Regions from separate parts of the Homo sapiens genome. Here region 1 is linked to region 2. A link is a loop called in an ENCODE intact Hi-C map of the cell type or tissue named here. Cell type or tissue: MCF 10A. All regions are shown on one strand. Each heading gives the region's core, and the rest is flanking DNA. Links, peaks and the distances in the headings are about the cores only.

Region 1 (5,390 bases), core at 67-5,066, 56 kb before region 2:
AAGGGAAGAAAATTTCGTTTGTAATAATTTTTATAAAGTACTCTACTCAATTCCCTTTCAAAGTAAAAATTGCTCAGAGAACTATTTCTGTTGAATAAGAGAAGAAAAAAAATAACTCAAGAATGGATAAGTTATGCTACTATAGTACTCATGGTAAAAAATGGTATAGGCAAATAATAAATAATTGTTGTTAATATGGTCACAAATGGAATTTAGGTGTCTAAAATTATTTTTGAAATAAAATTATTCCTATGAAAAAATAATAAGCAAGATGTAAAATAAGAGATTAAAGTAACTAAAATTGAAAAAGATATTCAGGAAGAATTGAATGTATACTGACTTCTTCACATAGTCAATGCAATAAAATATTTCTTTTAATATTTTACGAATTGAAAGCAATGAGAACTTTAAAAATATTTTCTAAAATCTTAAAACCAATCATTGATAGAATTCTAAAAACCAACATCCTATCTTTCAAAATATCAAAAGAATGTAGAAAGCAAAATTAATTATAAATGATCTGATATTTTTCCAAAAAAGGAAGACATAAAAGAAACATAAAATGAAAGGTACCCACAAGTTAAAAAAAAAAAGAAGTATAATTTAATTTTAAAAATTCTCAATTGAAAGGCATAGGCCCATTTGGAGTTAAAAAGGAATCTATTTGTGTGTTATTTATAACAGACGCAAAATAAATGAAAACAAAATCTAAAGCCACCCATAAAAGGAAACAAGGTAGGTAAAATTAATAGCATCCATAATGAAATAAAAGGAAAAAGTCCATATATTTCTGTGTTAGGGTTCTCCAGAGAAACATAATCAATAGATATCTCTATCTCTATCTGTATCTCTCTCTATATATATATATCTATGTATCTATGTAGAGATAGATGTATAGACTTCTCTTTCTGTATACACACACACACACACACACACACACACACGGAGAGAGAGAGACAGGAGAATATTTATTATAAGGGATTGACTCATGTCATTATGAAGGTAAGAAGCCCCATAATTTTTCCTCTGTAATCTTGAGGCCCAAGAAAGCTGGTGGTGTAATTCCATCCCAAATCCAAAGGCCTGAAAACCAGGAAGGCACTGGTATAAGCCCTGGTCTGAGTTCAAAGACCCAAGAACCATGAACATCAAAGTCCAAGGGCAGGAGAAAATGGATGTCTCAGCTCAAGCAGAGAAAGAAACTTCCCCTCTTTTGTTCTATTCAGTCCTTCTGAATATGGGTGCCCACCTGTACTGGTGAAGGCAGATGATCTTAACACAGTCTACTCATTCAAGTGCTAATCTCTTCCAGAAACACCCTCACATACGTGTCCAGAATAAAATTTTACTAGTTTTCTGGGGATCCCTTAGCTCAGTCAAGTTGGCATATAAAATTAATAATTACAGATCTACCTCTTATCAATTTGGCTTATGTATCTCCTTAAATCATACCTAATCTCCAGATAAAGATAACAATAACATCGTGATTTCACCTAACATGATACAACAATTTTCATACTACCAAATACACAGTAATGTCTTCCTCAGAAAAGGAGATGAAGTCCTTGAGTGACATTTTTCTCCTGATGTTCCATAACTTAAATACTATGAAGTAAAATGAACAATACTTAAATCCTTATACAAGAGTCAGTATAGCTTATGTTACCTGATATGGAAAATCAAAAGAGGATAAATAACAAAGATAGTGTTTAACATATGTATATACACATACATACAAGCATATTCATAACAAAATTAGGAGATAATACTCATGACAATTATAGTCCTCATTTCTGGAACTGGCCACATAGTTGTAGCTAGTATTTATAACTACCTTCTACTCCTATCCTGTACAACCCTTGCCTTCAGCAACTCCCTTAGCTGGTCCTGTTTCCTTACCTGGTAGAAGGACTCAAATCTTCATTCCTTGAAGATTCTGCCCCATGAGTTGTTCCGCCTGAACTGAGTTATTGTAGTTTTCCACTGGCCTTAATCGCAATGTGTGGGAACACTAAGGGTGTCCTAAGGGAACTTCTGTATTCCAGATGTACTCTCCCTCACCCCCATGGTGGAGCAATTTCCCTCTTGTTAGTCAGATCAATCACTGTAGCCCACACCATAACTTCCTTATTTGCCTGTTGAATCAGCAGCATGGAGAGCACAAGGTGGCTGGGTGGCAGTCTTAACTCCCAGGTCAAGGAAATTATTCTTGTGTCTCCTGGTGAAGCATTCCATCCTCTGGAACTAAGACGTCTAGGCCAGCAGAGCATAATGTCATGGAAACAGGAAGTAAACATTTTGCTTGTGAGTCACTAGGCGCAGTAGTGAATGATGCCACTCCCACTTCCATTCTTTGATTCCTGGACCCATGAATTCTGGCTACCACATAAATAGCATCATATATTTGACCCTGATTCAGACCATATACAGCCTTCTGGAGAACCATTCCTGCAAGGTATTGCCACCTAGGTGGCACTGTAACTGAGTCTTCAAAAGACAATTCCATCAATGTATCAGGCCAGAAGCTTCAGAATGGTGGAAAACATAGTAAGACCAATGATTTTCATGTTCCTGGCCCTATTGCTGCACTTCCCTTGCTGTGAAGTGAGTTCCTTCATCAAAAGCAATGTGATCTGGAAGACTATGAAAATGGACAAGCCAGTGAGTTAAGTTCACAGATGGTAGTTGTGGTGTGCAAGAAAGGCAAATCCATATTCAGAGCATCTATTCCAGGAAGGGCAAAATACTGCCCCTTTCATGACAGATGTTTTCTAAGGTAATCAATCAGCCTGCTACCAGGTGTTGGCTAATCACCCCAGGGAATGGTGTCATATTAGGAGCCAGGTGTTGGTCTCTGCCATTGGGAGATTAGACACTCAGTTTTCTACAGTCCGGTTAGCCTTGTTGAGTGGAAGTCCATGTTTCTGAGCCCATGCGTAACTTCCATCCTTGCTACCATGGCCTCTTTGTTCCTGAGCCCAGTGGGAAATGACAAAGTTGGCTGGAGAAAGAGACTGATTTGTATTCATCCACACAATGGGTCATTCCATCCACTTTAATGTTAAAATCCTTCTCTGCCAAGCTCACCCTTTGGTGAGCATTCACATGAAATACAATATATCCATTATTTTTTGCTTATTCATAGAGGTGTGCCCACATCTCTCTTCCCCAAATTTTTTGTCACCAATTTTTCCATGTGTCCTTTCTAAGTTTCTGATCATCCAGAAAAAGAAGAACACTCGCTACAGACCATGAATTGGCAGGTAATCACCTCTCTAGCCATTTCTCTTTCTAAGAAAAGTGAATCATCAGGTGGAATGGTTGAAGTTCTGTCCACTGGGAGGATTTTCATTCACCACTGTCCTTCAGGGATATCCCTGAGAGGGGCTATAGGGGTGCAGTTGTCCCTTTTTGTGTTATGCCTGCATATTTTGCAGAATCCTCTGTAAACCAGGCTGAGTCTTCTCTTCCTCTGTCAACTGCTCATAGGGAATTTTTTAATGACTTCATAGCTGCAGGCTGGCAGAGAGCAGGAAGTGTAGCAGGAGTGGGGATCATGGGCATTTGGGCCACTTCTTAATGTCACTTACCTGTGCCTTCAGGACCTGCTTAGCCCCAGTCACATCCATTTGATGGACGAGTGTTGCTATGTACTCTCAACTTTATGGCTTTGTGGGTCAGGTAGCCACCAATTCATGATGAGCAGCTCAGGACATATGATAACATGGTGGTTCATGGTCAGCCATTCAGTCTCTATAAAGGCTCAATAGCTGGCCAAGAGCTGACTCTCAGAGGGAGAGTAGTTATCTGTGAATGACAGCATAACCTTACTCCAAAATCCTCAAGTCTTGCACTATGGTTTCTTTATAGGGTCCTGCCAAAGTCTCCAAACAATATCCCTATCTGCAGTTGATACTTTGACACCATAGGATGTGCTGAATTATATAGCCCAAGTGGCAGAATAGCTCTCACAGCAGGCTGGACTTGCTGCAGGGCCTTCTCTTGTTCTGGACACCACTTAAAACTAGAAGCTCTGATTCAGTTTGGCTGTGTCCTCACCCACATCTCACCTTAAAGTGTAATAATACCCAAAGGTCAAGGGTGGGGCCAGGTGGAGATAATTGATTCATGGGGGTGGTTTCCCCTGTACTGTTCTTGTGGTAGTGAATAAGTCTCAAGACATCTGATGGTTTTATAAACGGGAGTGCCCCTGCACAAGCTCTCTTGCCTACCAACATGTAAGATGTGCCTTTGCTCCTCTTTCACCTTCCGCCATGATTGTGAGGCCTCCTGAGCCATGTGAAACTGTGAGTTCATTAAACCTTTTTTTAATAAAATTACCTCCATACTGTTCTAATTTACATTTCTACCAACAGTGTACGAGTGTTCCTCTTTCATCTCAGCTCACCAGCATTTGTTATTTTTCATCTTATTGATAAAAACCATTTTAATTTGGGTAAGAGAATATTTTATTGTGATTTTTATTTACATTTCTCTGATGATTAGTGATGTTGAGTACGTTTTCATTTACCTATCAGTCCCTTACATGTCTTCCTTTGATAAATATCTATTCAGATCTTTTGCATATTTTTCATCAGATCATTTATCATTGTTGCTGAGCTGAGTTTCTTATATATTCTGATTATTAATCTCTTATTAATTGAATAGTTTGCAAGTATTTTCTCTCATTATGTAAGTTGTCTCATCCCTTTGTTGAGTATTTTCTTTGCTGTGCAAAAGCTTTTTAGTTTGATGGGATCCCATTTGTGCCGTTTTGTTTTAGTTGCCTGAGCTTTTGGGGTCTTAATCAAGAAATCTTTGAAAGTGTCATCTACAGAATCACCTAGCTCTTTGTTTCTCATAACTGAGTGATAAAGAGTACTTACCACAAACATATTGTTTCTCTATAAATAGCTTATTCAATGGACTATTAGTCCTCCTTTTACTACTGGAAATGGAGTAATTAGCATATTTAAGTCTAATCAGATTAGAGAACAAATTCAGAGAAACCACAGAACCAACTCAGAAAACTTATCCTTAAAACTTTGTTTCTCTAGAGTCATTTTCCACAATTCATTTTGTATTAAATATTATAATATACCTTTAAGATATAGTAAAATATAGTGGTCATAAACCTATATGTTCTCAATGACGGCTAACATATATAATGACAAAATATAGATATAAAAATTGGTTAAATTATAATTGTAACAGAGCACACACATTAATTCCTTGTCACATCAGGTATGTAAAGTACTGATAGAAATGGTTTGAGATAAACTCTTAGATTTAGTCATTTGAATTATGAGATTTTTGTGTATAAGGAGGTTTATTTAATATCCTTATTTTAACTTTGTGTGGTCTACAGAGGCACTCAAAGTTCCTAGAGA
Region 2 (5,390 bases), core at 137-5,136:
GGGAAGGTAGATGGTTTGGAGGGCAAGATTCTGGTATTCCTGGGTCCCGGCTTCTCATCACCATTTAAAAAAAGAGACCCACTTTCACATTTACCTTCACTTCTAATAGACATCATGAAGAATAAATAATCATACTTACTTCATGGAAAGACTTTTTTATGTACAAATGTAAAGACCCAAGAACACATTGTTTATAGTCTTGTTTTCTCACAAATCCTTATACAACAGACCTTGATTATTCATGAGAGACCTAGGGATATTCATAAAGTCCTCTCCAGTCTAGAAGTCTAGATTGCCTATTGGAATTTCCATTCTTTCATGTGCTTTTATAATAATAATTATTATCATTTTATTTCTATTGAAGAATCAGAAACAAAACATTCCACATTGTGTACGTATATCCAAATATCACATTGTACTCTATAAATGTATATATTTATGTTTTGTCAATCAAAAATAATATTAACAATACATTAAAAAATAATTTTAAAAGAAACAAAAGGTCGTGCAAACAAAAGCCAAAATAATAATATGTCTTACAGTAAGTAAAGAATTAATAAATGTTGGGAAAAAACCAACATTCTGGTTATGGGCATTGATCTAATAAGTGTAGTTCCCCCCACCGAGCAATTTCATTATAAAAATGAAGATCATATTCTCTCTACTCAAATTAGAGGATTTCTAATTTTATGCAACTGATTCATCACTTAAATTCAGTAGATGAAACTCTAGCCACAAGACTTATTTCATGTAGGCTCTCACTAAATCACTGTACAATCAATGTATGGATTTGTGTAGGGGTTGGATAGAAGTATTTATCTTTATTTCCCTAATTGTCAGAAAATCAAATTTTGTCATTTAAACATTAATTTCCTCAGTCATTGCATCATGAGAAACTAGGAATCTGAAATTTGTCTCTCACTAACCTAACAGTTTTATTTGAAAAGTAGGTCCAACCCAAAGTCATCCCTCTTGAGAACAGACAACATGAGGTGGGCTTGCTGGGAACGTGTCTAACTACGGACCCTGAATTTCTTGGCCATGGAGTATATATAAGTTGAGTGATTTTTCTCTTGGAAGCTCCTGTTACTTATCCAGCTTCATGTTTTAAGCCTAAGCATTTTGCTGCAAGGAAGTCATTCAAATGTGTTGAAATATTAGTCTCCCACTGAAGAATTTTAAAACAACATGTTATTTCAACACTCTCTGCTTCAATAATCAGTTGTTTCCAGGCTCCCTGAGCCTCAAATCATATCACAGCTAAATCTTTCTTCTGCACATTATCTGAATATTTACCTTCCTGTCCATGTGGAAAGTAAAGACTGATTTCGATCTGGCTGTGAGAGAAGCCAGGTTGATGCTGGCATGGGAACATCTGTTAGATGGCTGAGCTCCAGCTCGGTCGTCCTATTTGTGGTTTTATTACTTTTGTCTCTTTCTTTCCTTGTACTGTTAATATTTTAGAAAAAAAAGATTGACATTTATTAAAATGAAAGTCTACATGGAAGTGCTAATTAAACTGAATGACATAAAAATCTCAACTGTCATCCAAAACATGTTCATCAAATGACACACAAATGATCACCAAGAGTCAGAATGTATTCTTCAAAACCTCTGGAATTGATTACTTTTGCTCATCGACTTCTTATAATAAGTGTCGCTTTGTTTTGTGCTTTACCTTTATTTTAATAATGAAATTAAGTAAGTTAAACATATATCAATTAAGCATGGAAAATGTCACTCATGTTAAAAAGGCACTCAAAAATCAGTCACTATTCCAGACACTGTGGAAGTGATACAAATAGATGAATGGTAATGCCTCTCCTACTAGGTCTACCAGGGAAAACTGGCATATACATTACTAATTCATGAAAGATCGTAATAAATAATATAAAATACATAAAATGCTATGCAAATATGGAGGGCGAAGGGATGGCTTCAACAATTTCTAATATATGTGTGAAAAGGATAATAAAGTATTACATAAAAATTACCCCATAAAATCCTCACGCATTTCCCCAACTTGTTCTTACAAAGACCATCCATTTTTGACCCGTGTTAAGCCCATCCCTACCCTCTGTCACAATTCACACTCCACAAAAGCTCTACAAATTACTGCCCACACATTGAAATTGGTTTCATATGCCTTCTGTCCCCAGCTGCCTGCACCCTGGCGATGACTGCCTTGCAACACAGTCATGAAGGGCGTCGCCTGTGTGGTTAGCAGAGTGTAGGTTAGGCCAGGAAGTCTTGTGTGAAAGAGTAGCTGTTGGTGGTTTGGCTTAGAGAGCAGGAGTCTTGCCAAGGATGGCTTTGCTGCTAGCTTTAGAAATGATGGATGGTGGCCACAAGGCTGTTTCTTCCTCAGGACTCAGAAAAAGTTTATGAAAAATGACACGATTGTACACAGATGATCTTGGCGAGCCACTCCAAGCTTACACACAGAGCCTATACTCTCCCTTGGTCAGAGGATATTTAACACGGGTGGTATTGCCTGGGGATTTTGAAGCTCTATATGCACTTGGAATTGGCTATAAAGGGTATCCCTGAGCAGAACAGTCAGAGATATTGAAAGTCCTCTACACACAAGCCACATACACTACACCTTCTTATACACCACATATATACACCACACACAGGTCATATACACCACACTTTCCACTGTATACCACGGATGTGGCCTTGGTATTTGTTTATTCATTGTTTTGTATTTTACAGTCCTTGCTCACCCTAGGGGTCAACATGAGGAAGGACAATAATTTGAGTTAAATTCCCAGAATACCTTTGACATTTCCTTTGCTTATTTCTTTAATGCTAACCCTCTGTAAGAGTGGAGTAATATCTTACCACATGACCATGAAAGTTTTGTGTAATAAAAGGAAGTGAACCAAGATGAATAAGATAAGATGCAGAACAAAATTTCCATGACATTTTACGCTGTTCATACAATAAAAAAATAAATAGAGAGACACATAGCTGACTTTGCATTAAGAATTAGGAAAAGCAGGGCACTTAGGATAAGAAGGTACATTCGTGACCTCTTGGACCAATGTCGGTCCAGTGCGTTGACATTTCTGGAACAGCATCTGGACATCAGGCATTTAACCAGATCATTGGGATTTAAAGACATGTAAGACGTGGTTACTGAATCCAAGGAGCTCACTGATCGAGAGAGGACACAGGCCAGCAATCTCTCACAGTGCCCTGTGGTAAGGGCTGAGACAGCCACCATACTCAGTTGCGCTGGGAACACAGAAGCAGCTCTCGGGGCAGACCCATAGGGAAGATGGAATAGGCTAAGGGAAGAGAAAATATTTGAGGTGGGTATTTAAAGATGAGCACAACAATCTCCTTAATCTATACATGGGAAAAATAGTGAGGCCCGGAACGATGTAGAAACGTTACCTGCGGGCCCAAAGATAACAAGCCAGTGTCCCTCTCTGACTTGGAAGAAGGAGGAGGGAAGAATCAGAGGGTAAAGAGCTGGGCAGCTGGACTGGTATGTGAATATCCGAGGCAGCCAGACACGCTGCATCGTGGGAGGGAAGAGTTCAATGCTTTCTGACAACAACATCAGTGGACATCTCAGGAATCCAAGAGAAACGGGGATGCCACCAGGTGGCAAAGGGGTGTGTGAGGACGCTTCCAGATCAGCTCTGCAGGAGAATATACATTTATTTTACTCCTTTTATTTGTAAGAAAATGTATTGAATTGTTAAGCATATTTTGTCCTGGTTTTAGCCGTTAAAAAATTCCAGTCAGTAAAATAACATCTGAGGATGCACAGAATGAGAGGGGCATTCGGGATCTTTCCTTCCACAGAGCCCCTCTGCTGGCTCGCCACCCCGTGAACCTCATTCAGCTCAGGCTGCTATTCAGAGAGAGCCCGCGGTCCCCGCCCCTATGCAAGAGCTTAGGGGGGGAGTTAAGACCGCTGCACAAATATATGAAATAAAAGGGCTATGGCAAATGAGTCATTTAAAGTATAAGGAATTGGGCTGGGCACTGTGCCTCACTCCTGTAATCCCAGCACTTTGGGAGGCCGAAGCGGGTGGATCACTTGAGGTCAGGAGCTCCCAGGCTGGCCAACATAGTAAAACCCCCTCTCTGCTAAAAATACAAAAAAATTAGCTGGGTGTGGTGGCCTGCACCTGTGATTCCAGCTACTCGGGGGGCTGAGGCAAAAGAATTGCTTTAACCCGAGATGGAGGCTGCAGTGAGCCGAGATTGTGCCACCGTACCCCAGCATGGGCGACAGAGCGAGACTCCGTCCCAAAAAGGAAGAAAAGAAGGAAGGAAGGAAGGAAGAAAAGAAGGAAGGAAGGAAGGAAGGAAGGAAGGAAGGAAGGAAGGAAGGAAGGAAGGAAGGAAGGAAGGAAAGAAGGAAGGGGAATTGGAATTTTTTTCCTCCTGGAAATGCTTTCCTCTCATGGTGTCTATTGGATTCCTTCTCTCGTTTGTCTTAGTTCATTCCTGGCTGTTCTTTGTTCCTGACTTCTCTTCTTTTGCGTGCAACCGAGACATTCTTTGGAGTTCCACGCTTGACTTTTCCTCTACCTGCAGGTCCCCCAGCTTCACTGGCAATGCTTACTGGAGCCTTCCAGAACTCATTCCCACACCCAGGGCCCCTTAGCTCGAGGTGTGCCATCTGCACCCTGGAGGCTTCTCAAACTTATTACACCTGAGAACACACTCGGTAGCTTCTTCCTATTTCTTCTGACAAATGATGTTGCTGTCACACCTGGGCCAGAAATCTGGACACCAGCCCTGCCTTCACCCCATGCTAACCCTGCATATGCCCTGGCCAGCATCAGGCTGTTGATTCTGCATTCGTATCTTCTCTATGTCACAGACCAGAGTCATTGGCTACAAGGTACAGAAACTTTCTCAAGGCAGATGAGGTAAGGGGAGCTTGTTGTAAAACCATGGCAGACAATTCCATGGGCACCCAAGGGAATGACAGACTCAGCAAGCCATAATGAGGGCTGTGACTGGAACTGGAAATTCAAGAGCCAAGGATGTTCTCTCTATCACTCAAGAGCCCCAGAATCTCTTTCTTTGCTCCTGATTCCTTTCTATTTCAAGAGAAATCATGTCCTGTCTGAAGCTGTCTCTGAGTCCAGGGATCCACGGATATGGAGCACTGGACACGTGAGCCTGTGGCTCAGCCTGCTCCTGACTTGCCTCAGGGCCTATCAGGTTACACTCTCATCCTACTCCTGCATGTCTGCCTTGCCCACCACATTCTCCAAAGACTGTGAGCTCTGTGAGGGCTGTGATTGTGTCTCACTCATCTTTGTATTCCCCAGAAGTCATCACATTCCCTGGCACATAGTGACATGCAATAATGCTTGCTGACTGGACATCTGTCTCTACACAGACAGTGCACA

The links. Peaks named below come from ENCODE experiments on the same cell type or tissue, not always from the same donor. Only the 100,000 strongest peaks of a DNase experiment are listed, where the experiment ranks them.
Region 1: it touches region 2 in a loop (8-fold over the local background); 8 of 110 quality-filtered maps call a loop at or near these places.

What each region holds. Positions count from the first base shown.
Region 1 is chr11:128,092,609-128,097,998 of GRCh38, reverse strand. LINC02725 (long intergenic non-protein coding RNA 2725) reads right to left here and starts at 2,240. Exons shown (of 6, transcript NR_183639.1): 1 at 1,900-2,240. In MCF 10A, for the core only: no CTCF peak of the experiment used is centred there; a DNase peak (open chromatin) is centred at 2,298.
Region 2 is chr11:128,036,671-128,042,060 of GRCh38, reverse strand. No RefSeq gene overlaps it. Among named protein-coding and RNA genes, the nearest start is that of LINC02725, 56 kb to the left of the region's middle. In MCF 10A, for the core only: no CTCF peak of the experiment used is centred there; a DNase peak (open chromatin) is centred at 2,240.